Regions from separate parts of the Homo sapiens genome. Here regions 1 and 2 are each linked to region 3. The links are chromatin contacts, found by Hi-C or POLR2A ChIA-PET in ENCODE. All regions are on one chromosome and are shown on one strand. The core of a region is the stretch at or near the end of the contact, and the rest is flanking DNA. Distances in the headings are between cores, read along the strand shown.

Evidence for each region. A loop is a pair of places that touch in the nucleus more often than their neighbours do. ChIA-PET counts read pairs that join two places held with the same protein, here RNA polymerase II (POLR2A). Pooled maps may share reads with other maps.
Region 1: a pooled map shows a loop between it and region 3 (6-fold over the local background). The contact joins the promoter of RIPOR2 here to the promoter of E2F3 in region 3. A Hi-C loop is called at or near these places in 3 of 37 single-sample maps with no recorded cell type and 10 of 50 pooled maps. POLR2A ChIA-PET finds 5 or more read pairs at or near these places in 1 of 52 experiments (OCI-LY7).
Region 2: a loop to region 3 is called in a pooled map, with 8 times the contacts of the local background. The contact joins the promoter of ALDH5A1 here to the promoter of E2F3 in region 3. A Hi-C loop is called at or near these places in 7 of 50 pooled maps.

Annotation. Positions count from the first base shown.
Region 1 is chr6:24,932,805-24,937,465 of GRCh38, reverse strand. RIPOR2 (RHO family interacting cell polarization regulator 2) reads left to right here and starts at 1,506. Exons shown (of 22, transcript NM_001286445.3): 1 at 1,506-1,628. The coding sequence starts at 1,568. It overlaps LOC105374981 (a long non-coding RNA gene), which reads right to left and starts at 3,491. Exons shown (of 3, transcript XR_007059514.1): 1 at 3,402-3,491; 2 at 3,096-3,220. RefSeq lists an enhancer at 624-793.
Region 2 is chr6:24,492,200-24,496,579 of GRCh38, reverse strand. It overlaps ALDH5A1 (aldehyde dehydrogenase 5 family member A1), which reads right to left and starts at 1,611. Exons shown (of 10, transcript NM_001080.3): 1 at 1,230-1,611. The coding sequence starts at 1,583. It also overlaps a transcript of GPLD1 not described here. RefSeq lists a silencer at 1,216-1,605.
Region 3 is chr6:20,400,127-20,404,814 of GRCh38, reverse strand. E2F3 (E2F transcription factor 3) reads right to left here and starts at 2,936. Exons shown (of 7, transcript NM_001949.5): 1 at 2,190-2,936. The coding sequence starts at 2,582. LOC124901482 reads left to right here and starts at 2,043. Exons shown (of 3, transcript XM_047419652.1): 1 at 2,043-2,390; 2 at 2,435-2,546; 3 at 2,653-4,074. The coding sequence starts at 2,043. The coding sequence ends at 3,260. RefSeq lists silencers at 982-1,601, 1,802-2,271, 3,122-3,361 and an enhancer at 2,499-3,023.

The DNA.
Region 1 (4,661 bases), core at 257-2,756, 4.5 Mb before region 3:
GCAAAGGAGAGCTAGAGAAAAGGATAACTCCAGTTCTCTGCCTGTCAGTGTGTCTCAAGGTGGGCATTATTGGTATTTGGAGCTGGACAGTTCTTCCTGTTGAGCTACTGTTCCATGCATTATGGTAAGGTTGATATCCCTGGGCCCCTGAGTGCTAAGACATTAAATACCAGTAATAACCCCCAGTCATTGTGCCACCCAAAACACCCCAGACATTTCCAAGCTCTCCTCTAAGGATGGTTCCAGCCCTGATTGACAACAATTGGTGATCCCAGCAGGACCCAAGCTGTACACTGTCTTTGGGAACTGCTGCAGCCACCAATGCAGGGATGAACTGACTGTTGCTGCTCAGTTAACCCTCAGTGTCTGATTCCTGAATTCCTCTGGGGTGATCCCTTCTCACTGCTGGATTTCTCCAACCCTGTTGTCCACAGTCTCTTCTGGGAGAAAATGGTGCAATTTCAAGGTTGCAGTTACAGGAGGAGGGGACAGTTTCTCTAGGGTAACACTGGGAGTATCTTCAAAACCATGCAGTAAATAAAGTGCCAAAAATAAACACCTTGGGTCAACAGCTCCTCACTGTCATCTCCATTTGCATTTTCTAAGCTTCTGGCCACCTAAGAGATCTTACAACACAGTGGAGTGCTCTGGGAAACCCCGAAATGAAGTCTCAGTATTACTCAGAGAGATGTGTGTTTGTTTGTGCAGCCAGACAGAATTTGGCACACGTTGGGTAGCTCGATATGGTGATGCCAGCCAATGGTGCTCGCGTAGAAGCTCAGTGTTCACTCATCCCTTTGGGAGGACTGCTTTTTGAGTTACATTTTCTTCTTTCTCCTTTAGTGATACAGTCTGAAGTATCAAACTGAGTAAATATTGTGAAATGCAAGATGTTTGACCAAAACCAGTTATCTATTCATTGACTATAGATTTAATCGAGCCACATAAAGCCTAGATATGGTTCAGTTTGGTTTAAATGCTGTAAAGTTTCCAATCCTTAAATGCAAGAGGTTTGAAAAAAAGAAAAGAAAAGAAAAGAAAAATGCAACTATTACTGAGCAAAATAAAAGCTCTGTCCTCTAAATGCCTGCTTTGGTTTAACATAGTGGCTTGCTTTACTTTCAGATAAATTGTAATTGAAGCAAAACCAAGATATGAGAAATATGAACTCCCTCTTTCAACAAAACCCATTGTGTTCAAATTCATAAGCAAGAAAGTTAAGCACCCACCTTCCTCTTTAAGGAAATATGAAAGTTGTTGCTTTGAAATAGAATTCATTGCATTCAGACTTTGAGTGATATCTGTATTCATATCCAACCGGATCTGCAGCCCTCTTCAAAAAATTCTTTCTCCTCAGTGGTGAGAATTACCCCACCTGGGATTCACTCTTCACAAGGCTCAAGAAGCCTATTCATATGAATGAAACTGCTTTCTTCAGGGCAGATGCGGAAGCTGCCCTCCAGAGGGCTTGGGCAACCCAAGGAAAGGAAATCACCTCGGTCGGCAGTGTGACTGCTGAGACTGCCGGGGCTGCTGCCTGCTGCTTCTCGCGCCTGTCCTCTCCAAGATGCAGTTTTTTGATGCTGAGGAGCTCCTGGTCGATGAAGAGGATGATGTTTTTGGTGAAGGTAAATGCATCTTTCTGGCAGGAGGCTCTCCGGTCTGCTTTGCTTTGTTTTGACACCACTGGACACTTTTGCCCAGCTTGGGCAAGGACTTGAGTATTTTGAAATGATAAAAACAAAGCATCCTGAGTGAGGTAGTGGCTGCAAATATCAACTTAGGCACTGAAGGAATACACAAGGCAAGGGGTGGAACAAGGGGTTGAGTCATTCCCGCAAATACATTTTTTAAAGTCATGACTAAAATAAAGGTTTAGTTTAGGCTGGAAAATAGTACTAAATTTTTTGCCTTGTCTCTCTTCTGTGCTATCTCTTGTCTAACACCTTAAGGAAAGCCTGTCACAGTGGTTTGAGCACAGCAGGGCTGCTAGGGAAGAAGTTAAATAAATGGACCAGGAGTGGTTTTTCATGGTACCATGTTGCTTTGATTTGCACTTCTCTCTTTCTGTCTCTCTCTCTCTCTGTCTCTCTCTCTCTGTCTATCTTTCTCTCGGTCCTTCTCTTTTTTTTTTTTTTTTTTTTTGTTGTTGTTTTTTGAGACAGAGTCTTGCTTTGTTGCTCAGGCTGGAGTGCAGTGGTGCAATCTCAGCTCACTGCAACCTCCGTCTCCCGGGTTCAAGTCATTCTCCTGCCTCAGCCTCCCAAGTAGCTGGGACTACAGGCGCCCACCACCATGCCCAGCTAATTTTTGTATTTTTAGTAGAGATGGGATTTTGCCATGTTGGCCAGGCTGGTCTTGAAATCCTGACTTCAGGTGATCCACCCTCCTTGGCCCCCCAAAGTGCTGGGATTACAGGCGTGAGCTACCATGCCCGGCCTGGGTCCTTCTCTCTTACTCTTCCTCACACATACTTGGCACTCCAACCCTCCATTCCCTTTTCCAATTTTCTTTTTTCCCAAGTCGGGATACTGGAGCCCTGGTAGCTTCCAATCCCCATTGGCACTGCTCAGTTTTCTGTTCTCATCTTGCAGCTTTTCCATGACTTGACCTATCCACTGGAATTTAACTGTAAAGGTTGCGATTTTAAAGGGATGATCTAGTCATTGGATGGATGTTTTGTTCAAATGCTGCCTATGAGATTGGGCTATAGGCAAAAGCTTTTTTAGAATTTGGAGCCACCTAAATAAAGGAAATTTGGACTCAAGAATCTCGTGAATTTGATTATTTTCCGCAAGAAACTACGTCTAGCAATTTTTTAAAAAACTCTATTCAGTAATTTTTTAAAAGGAACAGTAGTAAGGTTTTTGTGTATGTGTAATTACCCAAGCAATACAAGTTCGCTGAAGAAAAATTAGAGTGTCGCAAAGAACCCCTTGTAATCTAGTCATGTAGAATGTAATCATGGTTAATATTTTGATGTTGTCTTTCTGCTATGTTGTTCTAGCTACAGAAATATTTAAAATCATTAGTTGGGTTTTTATCACAACTTAAATCAATTTGAAGAATATCTATTGAGCTTCGCTGCTGTTTACCAAGTTATCATTCTGTTGTGTTACTTTGATGGCAGGCGTTTAGGCCACCAACACCTTGAAGTTTGATCTTAGGCCCCATTCTTCAGCTTTCACTTCTTAAAGATGTTTCCTCTTTAAGCAAACACCTTAAAGAGAAAATTTATACTTAGATACTAACTCTTTTGAGGACCTGAAAAATGCTCACAACTATGAAGATAAGCTTAGAACGGAAAAATTGGCAATCATTCACCCACACCTCCCTCCAGGAATGGCATTCCAAAACGCCCAGCCCACATTTCTTTGCCTATAGGAATTTTGCTCTTTTACATCTGGCTATGATACTTAAGAGCGCCCTCTATAGGCTGATGCACTGCACTCTGGATTATGCGTGGCCCCATCCTGAAGGGAAGCGTTAAGACCAAGCAGGGCTGGATGAACCTGTGTGTTCTCTCTCCTGAGCATTCATCATTTCCAAGGTGATTATTGTAACCTCACTAACCATGTTGTAGTGGAATGGCTGAGGTCCCCAGGTTCCAGGTAGCTAGGTAACCAGCTAGCTCTGAGGTGGGAAGTGAGGGAGGTAGTGCAGGTTGATAAGTTGGGAGTCAAACGAGATTCAGACTCAGATTCTGGTTCTGCTTCGTGGTACCCATACAAGCTAACTTTGGTCTCCTCAATGGTGAAGTGGGACAGTAATACCTATCGGTTGTACAGATTATCTTCATAGTAGATGCATAATGTTTGCGTTGCACTTCAATGTGGTATGCTTTATCTTTTCCAAACTGATTATCTCATTTAACTTAATCCCTAAAGATTAAAGAGAAAATCCTTGCAAGGCCAACATCCAGTGTATTTTTATTCAGTTTTCAGAGCCGTGGCTCATGTTTGGCAATTTATGTGAAAGCATGTCCAGCTGCTGCCTCATTTTAAGCAAGCTCTGTGTGGGGTAACAGTCAAAAGCTTCAGCTCTGGAATTGCACGGTCTAGGCTTTGCCAACCAATTCACTTATGACCTTAAGCAGGTTACCTAATCTCTCTGTGCCTCAGTTTACTCACTTATAAAATGGAGTCCAAACCTCATATGGCTGTGTGTGGCTTAAGTGTTATGATAGGGAAAGCTTTTAGAATAGTGGTCAGTACTTAATACATATGAATCCCTATTGTCTATTTACAAAAATGGGTTTATAGAATAGTGACCATTTTTTCACGTCTGGTTAACCTCAGATTCAAAATAGGACTTATTTACAGAACTTCAGTTTATAAATAACTTTTCAGAGGTTTAACGTGGCAGATATAGCACTGAACAAGTTGTTAGGAGTCTGAGTTGTAGCCTTGCCCCTGCTGTGGTATAGCTGGAGGATCTTGGGCAAGTCATTTATCTTCTTTGAGCCTCATTCTTCTTCTGAAACAAGGGGACTGATTACACATTCTCTGAGCATTCTACTACCCAGTCTCCAGTCTTTACTTCAAAATGATGTATCTACCTGTAAAAGTTCATGCTTGTTCTAGGATTCACGCATACTTTCAGCTCACTTAACATGCCTAAGCAGAAAGCTTTTGGCACAATGAGTTTTCCGTAACATAAAA
Region 2 (4,380 bases), core at 362-2,861, 4.1 Mb before region 3:
TGAGAGGCCTTAGAAGAAACCAACTCTGACAACACCTCGATCTGGGATTTCTACCCTCCAGAGCGGTAAAATGAGAAATGTCTGTTGTTCAGGCCACCCAGTCTGTGGTACTTTGCTATGGCAGCCCTAGCAGAGGAATATGCCTGGTCACACTGTTGATGCTGCATCTTGCCCCTTCCCTCTGGCCCGGATCCTCTCCTGCTTCTACCTTTTTTCCATATTGCACTCAGCATCTCTCACATACTTATTTGCTTAGATATTATGTTTGTTGTTTAGAGTTCTGATCTCTCTTCTGCTCCCCTTCCACCCCATGTGAGCTCCATAAGGGCAGAATCCTTCTTTCGTTTAACTGAGGTATCCCAAGCACCTCCAACAGTGCAGGGCATACAGCAGGTGCTCAGTAAACAGCTGATGGATGAATGAGTGCTAAGACTCTCTTGTACTCGTAGGGATCGCTGGATGCATTCCTTCAGAGGGAGAGCTTTGAAGGACACGGTAAAAAATTTCACTGCGTTGACTCCAGGTTTAATAATATAATATTAGAAGGAAGAAACTACTTTCTTAGTTTTCTTCTTACTCTATTCTTCCCATTTAATGGCCCTCCACCCCTTACTCCCAATTCTCCAGTGTTCTCTATGCAATGGCCAATAGCAGCATTTATCCATTTAGGGTGAAAACCTGGAGAACGCTCCTGGATTTCTCTCTTCCCCTGCACAAAACCCAAATCTTTCTACAGTTCTCTCCGTTTCCGATCCCATGATTCTGGCCAGGGGCCCTCACTACCAGCCTTCTCAAGGGCCGCTGAAGCAGCCTCCTGCGTGGGCTCCCTGCAGCTGCGGAGATATTTCAGCTACTCTGAAGGGCCACACGTGCTCTCACTTCCCTGACACCCCTCCCCTTTCTCCCCGCCCCTCCACGGTTAGGCTTGTTGACCATAACAAGCAGCTCGCTTGTATTAGGCGCTCACGTTCTGCCTCCCCTACTGGGCAGTGCATAACTTGATGAGGCTTGAGGGCAGGGGTCGTGTCCCTAGTGCCCGGCTCAAAGTGGAAGCTCCAAACTTATTTGTCGGTCGTCTCCCTTGTTGCTCTGACTTTCCACTTTGTATACCCTGGGGAACTGAGCACAGGAGGGAGGCGACGCGGCTGGTGTCACTTTGGGGTAAAGCCCCCTCTGCTCCCCGCCGTGTCCCCGGCCAGCTCTGGCCCCCTGCATCCGGGCTCTCTCACCTTGGCGGAGACCTCCCTCCAGCGGCAGAAAGCCTCGTAGGCAGCGCGCACGGCGGCGCGGGCCTCTCGCACCCCGCAGTCGGCTACCATGCCCAGAGCGGCGCCGCTGGCCGGGTCTTGCACGGGGAAGGTGGCGGCGGCCGGGAGCCAGCGGCCGCCCACGAAGCTGTCGGTGCGCAGCAGCGCCGCAGAGAGGCCCGCCAGGCGCCCAGCGTAGCAGCGGAGCTGGGCCGGGCCGGGCGCAGGCCCGGAGGCAGGGACCAGGCCGCCGGCGCGGGGGCGGAGGCGGCAGCCTGGAAACGTCGACCCGAGGCGCCGGGCCCCACAGCTCCGCAGCCAAATGCAGGTCGCCATGGCCCGGGCAACGACGGCGACAGGAAACAGGCAAGCGGGCGCGCGCGCACGGGAACGCAGGGGTCGCGGGGAAGCAAGAGGAGCGAGGAGGCGCCGGGGACGCGCGGGGAAAGCGTGGGAGCTGGCGGAAGGTTGCAGAGCCACAGAGCAGCGCCCTCTCTCCGCGTCTTTCTCGCTGCACCGCCGCGCCGCCCTCTGCACCTTGCCCTAAGCGCCGCGCGGCTTCTCTCCTGGCGCGACCTTCTCCCGGGGGAGGGTTGGGTTCGGGGATGGAGAAGGCTCGCCAGTAGATGCACCTGCGGACTGCTGTCACCTTTTCACTTTTCGGGTGCTCATTTGTCACTAACTGCTCCTGAGCCCCCAATCGCTGCTAGAGACCCACTCTCTCCCCTTAGCATCCCCCAAATTCGGCATCCCCGGAATTTGTGCGCGGTCCATAGATGCGCTGGTGCCTGCCCTAAATGCCAAGGCCGTGATCACGCTTCTTCAGTTGTAGCTCCTGAGCACGTAGTATTGATTGGGAGCGATCGTTCTCTGAGGGGTCGAAGTGTGACCCCGCGTTCTGCTGCCTGGCTGCTTTTTTGGGTGTGTGTCTAGGCATTCTCCTAGGGTTGCTCCCGATAAATAACAGCGCTTTGGAAATAAACAGACTAGGATCCAAACTCAAGTCTGTTGCCGACAAGCTGTGTGACCGACAGGTTAACCTTAGTCCAGTCACTTATAAAATAGAACCATATCTACCCCATTTTGTTGTGAGATAACGTAAAATGCTCATTACAGTTGCCACATTAAATTCAATATAGCGTTCAAAGTCATACTAGCTACCCTAGTCAAGCCACTAGTAAGATTAAAGTTGGGTCACCAACTAGTAAATGGAAGCATTTGTCAAAATTGAATCAACCAAGGTATAAGGATTGAGCATACTATCCAACCAAGGTATTTGAGCACCTTTAAACAGCATTCTTCATCCGTTAAAAAATTAGACTTGGGCTTAAGACTCTGAAAGCAGCAGGGAAGCTTAAAACCTAATGAGGATAAAAATAAAAATAGCAGGCGTATGCTGGGAATTTGTGGGTGCAAATGAAGCCCAGCCCTATGCATTGATTTTAGGTTACATATCTCCCTTTCTCAACTCCTACAGCGTTGAGAGTATCTTGCTAGCTTTCACCTTTTTCTAGGACGTTGAATTTTTTTCTAGGACATTTGCAAAATGCCGAGGCAGTAACTTTAAATTTTGACTTTGTCTTTTGCTGAGTCAGATCCATTGAGTTTTGAGCCAGTCACATATGGCAGAAGTGATAACAGTAGAGTTTAATCAATTTCACACTATTTTGCTCTGTATTTTATTGCAGGAACTGGGGAGAACCAGGGAGTCCTAATAGGGATGTGGGCCAGTAGGTATCACAGGTGGGGCTGGGGAGCTGGCGTGTTTACATCTCCTGCCTGCGGAGGGAGTTTTTGTTTTTGTTTTGTTTTGTTTTTGGTGGTGGTTTTTGTTTTTTGTTTGTTTTGTTCTTGTGAGACCGACAGACTCATTCTGTCACCCAGGGTGGAGTGCAGTGGTGCGATTTCAGCTCCCTGCAACTTCCGCCTCCCGGGTTCAAGCGATTCTCCTGCCTCAGCCTCCCGAGTAGATGGGGCTACAGGTGTGTGCCACCAAGCCCAGCTAATTTTTGTATTTTTAGTAGAGACAGGTTTTCACCGTGTTGGCCAGGCTGGTCTTGAATGCCTGACCTCAAGTTATCCGCCCTCCTTGGCCTCCCAAAGTGCTGGGATTACAGGGCTCATTTCTACTGGCCTGGGGAAATCATTCAATTGAGGCCTCAATCAACTGAGGCCCAGAAAAGCCAAGTTAATTGTGGCTGCCTCTCTTGTTCAAAAATTACCCTAGCCCACTTACCTTTTTAAGGTTCTATTTCAAACGGTACCCACTCCCTTTCCCAGATGACTTATCCATTACGCACAGTAGGTACGATGCCAAGGGCCCATAAAACTTTTAGGAGCACTCACAAATGTTTAATTTATTCTAAAATCTGAAGAAAAGAAGTTTTAGGTGGCATATTAATATGTTAATCTTACACCAATGCAGATGTAAAATGTGATTTCTATTTATTGTTTACTTATTTTTGTGACAGGAAGTACTTCACAAAGGCAAAAGCGCCTGGAGCTTAGAAAGTTCACAATGTGGCCCTCCCCTTTTCCCTCAGTTTTGTGCCCCTCTTCAAGCCCCCATTCAGAGTGTAAACAATTTCCTCCTGGCTCCTGTCTTACTTCCAGCCTGTCCTGATGCCCCCTAGCGCCTGGCTGGGTGTCTGTCCTTACCAGGGCCTACAAGGACAAGACCATCAGGTGAGAGGGACCTCTTCCCTCCTTTCTCCTTTGGCTGCCCTTGTCCTGGGAACCTCCACTCCCCAGTTCCCACCCTTATTCATCCTCTCCCCCATTTTCTTTTTCTTTTTTTTCTTTCACTTTTTTTTTTTTTTTTTTTTTTGAGTCAGGGTCTTACTCTGTCGCCCAGGCTGGAGTGCAATGGCACGATCTCAGCTCATTGCAACGTCTGCCTCCTGGGTTCAAGTGATTCTCCTGCCTCAGCCTCCAGAGTAGCTGGGAGTACAGGTGCGCGCCACCATGCCTGGCTAATTTTTGTATTGTTTAGTAGAGATGGGGTTTCACCATGTTGGCCAGGCTGGTCTTGAACTCCTGACCTCAGGTGATCTGCCCACCTCGGCCTCCCAAAGTGCTGGGATTACAGGCATGAGACACTGTGCCCAGCCTCTTCTCCCCCATTTTCTAGACT
Region 3 (4,688 bases), core at 1,687-4,186:
CTGAAAACCCAGCACACCGGATACTGCTATGTCTAAGCAGGTACTGTGCTCCGTTTCCCCCCTGCTGGCAGACCCTAGTCACTAAAAAACGATGAGCTTCTTTGACTAAGACTACATCACACATGCCCAGCAAGTATCTCTGGGGCTGGAAAGCAGTTAAGACCGAACCCGGGGAGAAACTGGGAACAGGAAAGAAATAAAAAACGCCTCATTATTCCCAAACCCATCCCATTTCCCAAAGTGCTGCCTATGTGCTGACTTTCTTAAAGACTCCCGCAAAATCTTGATTCTCCAAAAATTAAACCCATTTGGAGCTGAGACAAGGTGAGGTCCACGCCTGGTATAATCAGGCTACCATGGATCTAACTGAGTCTGGTTCGGTTCTAGCCCCGTGGAGGCCAAGCCTCACCACGAGGGTGAAGACCCGGAGGCATGGAGGAAGGGAATGAAGGAGAGAAAAGGAGAAAGGGGAGACCTCCGGGCCACACTTCTTTCTAGTACCAACAAAAAGAGAAGCCGCATACTGACCTAAATCATCTCTCAAAGGCGCTTTATAAATTACAGGGACAAAGGGAGGGGGTGGCGGGTGGCCTGGGAATCCTACAGACACCCTACCCTCTGACCCACCCCCCTCCCCCTCCAGCACAAGGGAAGGAAGACAGAAAACAGAGCTCAACTCGGCCATTGGCGAGAAGCCCCCTCCGGTTTTCTATCGCCCATCCATCCGCCCCCTAGAAAAAAAATCCACGTAAACACCATACCCACCCCCTGGGGCAGACACTCCCGCCCCGAGGTTCCTAGAACCGGAGGCCGGGGCATTTACTTAGTTAGATTTTTCTTGCTTACTCATTTCCCTCGAGCACCCAACCCCCCGTTCCCACTCCAAAACCCCGCTCAACCGCCTACCCTCACCGCTTCAGCCCCCAACAGAATCCGGTGCCCCCGCGGCGTCGGCGGCCCCCGAGCCGTCCCGGTCACTAACCTGCTGCTGTAAGGGCATTTCCGAAACCAGCCTGGCTCCGGGGGGAGGTGGGGGGCCGGCTGGAGAGGGGGCCCGGAGGGCCGAACAGACCGGCGGCGCAGGGCGAGGGCGGGCGCCGGTGGGGGGGTGGGGAGAGGAGAGGGAGGGTGGCGGTGCCGGGGGCGGGTGCGAGGGCGCCGGGACCGTCCCAGGCCAGGGAGCCGGCGAGCAGGAGGAAGTGGGTGCCCCCCTCTCCCCCTCCAGCGCCCCCTCCCGCCGCCGCCTCCTCCCCAGTCACAGGCGCGTCCTGCGCGCACGTGTGCGAAACGTCACCGGCGGGTCCCGGAGAGAGGGACAGACCCAGGCGGCGGGACGGGAACCCAGCTGCCCCCGCCCTCCGTCGCCGGGGGGCGGAGAGGGGGACAGGGCGGGGAAGGAAGGGGCAAGGGGAGAGGCGGGTCAAGGGCAGGCCCGGGGCCCGGCGAGGAAGGCCTGGGCGCTTGGGCCACGCGGGCGCCGCCGCTGCCACTGCCAGGATGCGCCCAGGCCAGAGCGCCAGCCCGCGAGCCCCTCACCCCAGACAGCCCACGCCCCAGTCCGCACCCGGCTTCCAGCCCCACCTCCCCCACGCCCGACTCCCCTCCACCTCCCCCAGCCCCTTTGTTGCCGGGAGTTACAGATCCTAAAATGTGTCAAGCGCAGCCCCGCCGATCCCCTGCGCTCCGAGCACGCCGCAGGGACCCCCGGCCGCCAACGAGCCTCCAAGGCCGACTGGGGGCTAGCACCCCAACAGTCCCCCGGTTTCAACCCCTCAGAGCCCCCCACACCCCAGTTCACTACTCCCTCCCCCACCCCCTTCTCCATCCGGGGCGTGACCCCTTCCTACGCCCGAGAAAGAGGAAGCTTCGAGTTGGAGGGGAAGGGAGAGTGGGGGTAGGGAAAAGTGCAGGAAAAGAAGGGGGGGCCGCGAAAAGTTTTGGAGTGTTTGATGTGGTTCGCGCCAAGGCAATCCCCGCCGCCCCGCGCGCCTGGCCGAGCCCCCCGACCCTCCTGGCGCCGGGAAGAGCACTCAGGTCTAACAATGAACCCTCGTTGGAGGGGCAGCCCCCGAGGCCCACGATGCTCGGCCCAGTGCTCTCCCCGAGCGGCCCGCAGCGCGCCCACGACCCCGCGCGGTGCGAGCCCACCTCCCGCCGGGGCTGGGGACGGTGGGGAGGGAGGGTATTACCGGAGGGCCGCCGCCGCCGCCGCTGCCGCCGCGTCCCAGCGCTGGTGGCTGCTGCAGCAGCCCGGCTCTGCTGGAGGGTCCGTGCGGCGTGGTGTAGAGGAGGCTGCCGGCGGTCTGCTCCGCGCCGGGGGCACTGGGGAGGAGGGGGCCGGCGGCTACGGCGCCGCTTTGGAGGGAGGAGGAACAGGAGGTGGTGGAAGTGTTCGTGGTGAGGATCTGGATGTACGCGCCCGGGGCGGCGGCAGCGGCGGCGGCGGCGGCGAAGCCGGGGCTGGCTAGCAGTGCCCTTTTGTCCATGGAGGCTGCAGCGGCGGCGGCGACGACAGCCGCCCCCTCCCCACCCCCGGCGGTCACCAGGTACTGCTCCAGAGCGGGCTGGATTCCCTTTCTCATCTCTCGCTCCTGCTCTTTTTAGTGTTATGGTATATTAATGTATTGTTTTCAATTTCTTTATTATTTGCAGTCGGAGTTTCCAAGTCTCTCCTCCTTCTCTCCTCCCCGCCCGGCGCTTCCGAGCCCCCTCTCTCTCTTTTCTTTTTATTTTTCCGCACCGCACAGGCCCCGGGGGCCAAAAATAATCGGGGCTCTGGAGAGAGGAGGGTCCCGGCCGCACGGATATCGGGCCCCAAGCGGGGATGGAGGCGTCGGGGGCGGCCGATGCAACGGATTGCGAGGCGGCGGCGGCAGCCCGGGTGCTGCGGCCGGCAGCTGAAAAATGGCTCCAGGAAGCTGCTGCTGACAATGAATGAAGGGATACGGTTTACGCGCCAAGGTCCTCCCGCGAAACTCGGATTTCCCGCCGGCTTTTCAAACCATATTTGCATATCCCCGCCCCTCAACCCGCCGAGGACCGTTCCCACAGCCCATTGGGCCGCTACCTCCTTACTTCAGTCCCAATCATGGAGCAGGGCCGCGACTTGCTGGTTTCCATTGGCTGCCGTGCATCATGGTTACCGGGGCGACAGGGACCCTATTTGCATAGGCCTCCTTGATTGGCTGGCAGAAGAGCAGTTTTTAGGGGGTGGGGCAAAGAATTTCCTTCTCTCCCACGGAAGACCACGCCTGGCCTAGGCTCCGCCCCTGTCCCCGCCCGCCCGCCGGGCCGGCGCTACTGACCTGGGCAGGGACTCCGCGCCCCGCAGACTCAGTGTAGATCTAGTCTAGAGCCCAAGTTTCGCTTTTGGAAATTGTCAAGGTGACTAAGGGAACACTCTTTCCTTTGACCAGTCAGTGCAATAAACGAACAGCGCAGGAGATTTTTCCAGATACGTGCCAAAGGCAAGTTGGACCATGCGGACGATGTCTGGCAGGTGCAAAAGGAGCCCTTTAAATCGTGGGCTTCTCCCTTCCTGAAATCCAACCAATGACGCGGCGAGAGCTGATCCCGAGGCCGGGGCTGATAGACAGAAGCATGTGGGCAGACAGAATCGTGGGGGCAGAAGGTTCAGCAGACGCGATTGCGGGCACCAGTTAACATTCCAGATCATTCCCGGTACCTTCATTATTAGCCTGGATAGGGGTAAAGTACAAATTAACTCTTTTGTCTTACAACGGATATTGGTTTGAATCCAGCAGACATTCCCTCTGGCCCAGAAACACCCAGGGCAGTTAATCAGGGCTAACCTAGAACTGATCTACGGGTTTCTAATCCGCCAAGCAGTAATCCGAAAAAGTACACGCTTCCCACGATGACGTCGTGCCCCCAACGAACGCAGGCACGCCCAGGCATCAGCACTTTATATCTTCAGTTTTGTAGGAAGTTCTCTGACTGGAAGCAAACACAACGACTCAAACCTATCCCAAAGTATTTTTAAAATAGTGTCTTTTTTTAAAAAGTAAACTAGAAATTGTCATCAGAAAAATATAAAATGATGTGTCAAACTGACTCCTGAATTTGTTCAAGTATTCATGGGTCTTAAAATTAAAGCTTGCTCCTGAGATTGAGCAGGAAAAGAGACCCCTGCAGGAATGTGGGGGAAGTTATGTATGTAGAGACTAGATCATAATTTATAGTTACGTGCAAAACAGCTGCAGAATTGGTGCTCATAGGTGATGAGGATTGCAACACCTTGAGCCCTTTCACAAGATTTTTATTACTATTATTAATTTCCCAAAACTCTTACTCAGAGTGCTATGAAACACCTGACAAGATGTGTCAGATCAGGCTAGGACTCCTTAATATTTTAGCCTTGTTACCTTTTCTGAAACAGATGAGTTAAAAGTTCCATTAAACCTTGCACCAGGCTCAGGAATATTTTAGTCTTGCATTCAGGCTAGTTGAGGATCCATAGCCCTAAACATTTGTCGACACTGGTAGAGGTGACACTATCTTTATTTTTTGAGACAGAGTCTTGCTGTTGTTGCCCAGGCTGGAGTGCCATGGCACGATCTCAGCTCACTGCAACCTCTGCCTCCTGGGTTCAAGCAATTCTTCTGCCTCAGCTTCCTGAGTAGCTGGGACTACAGGTACGTGCCACCACGCCCAGCTAATTTTTGTAT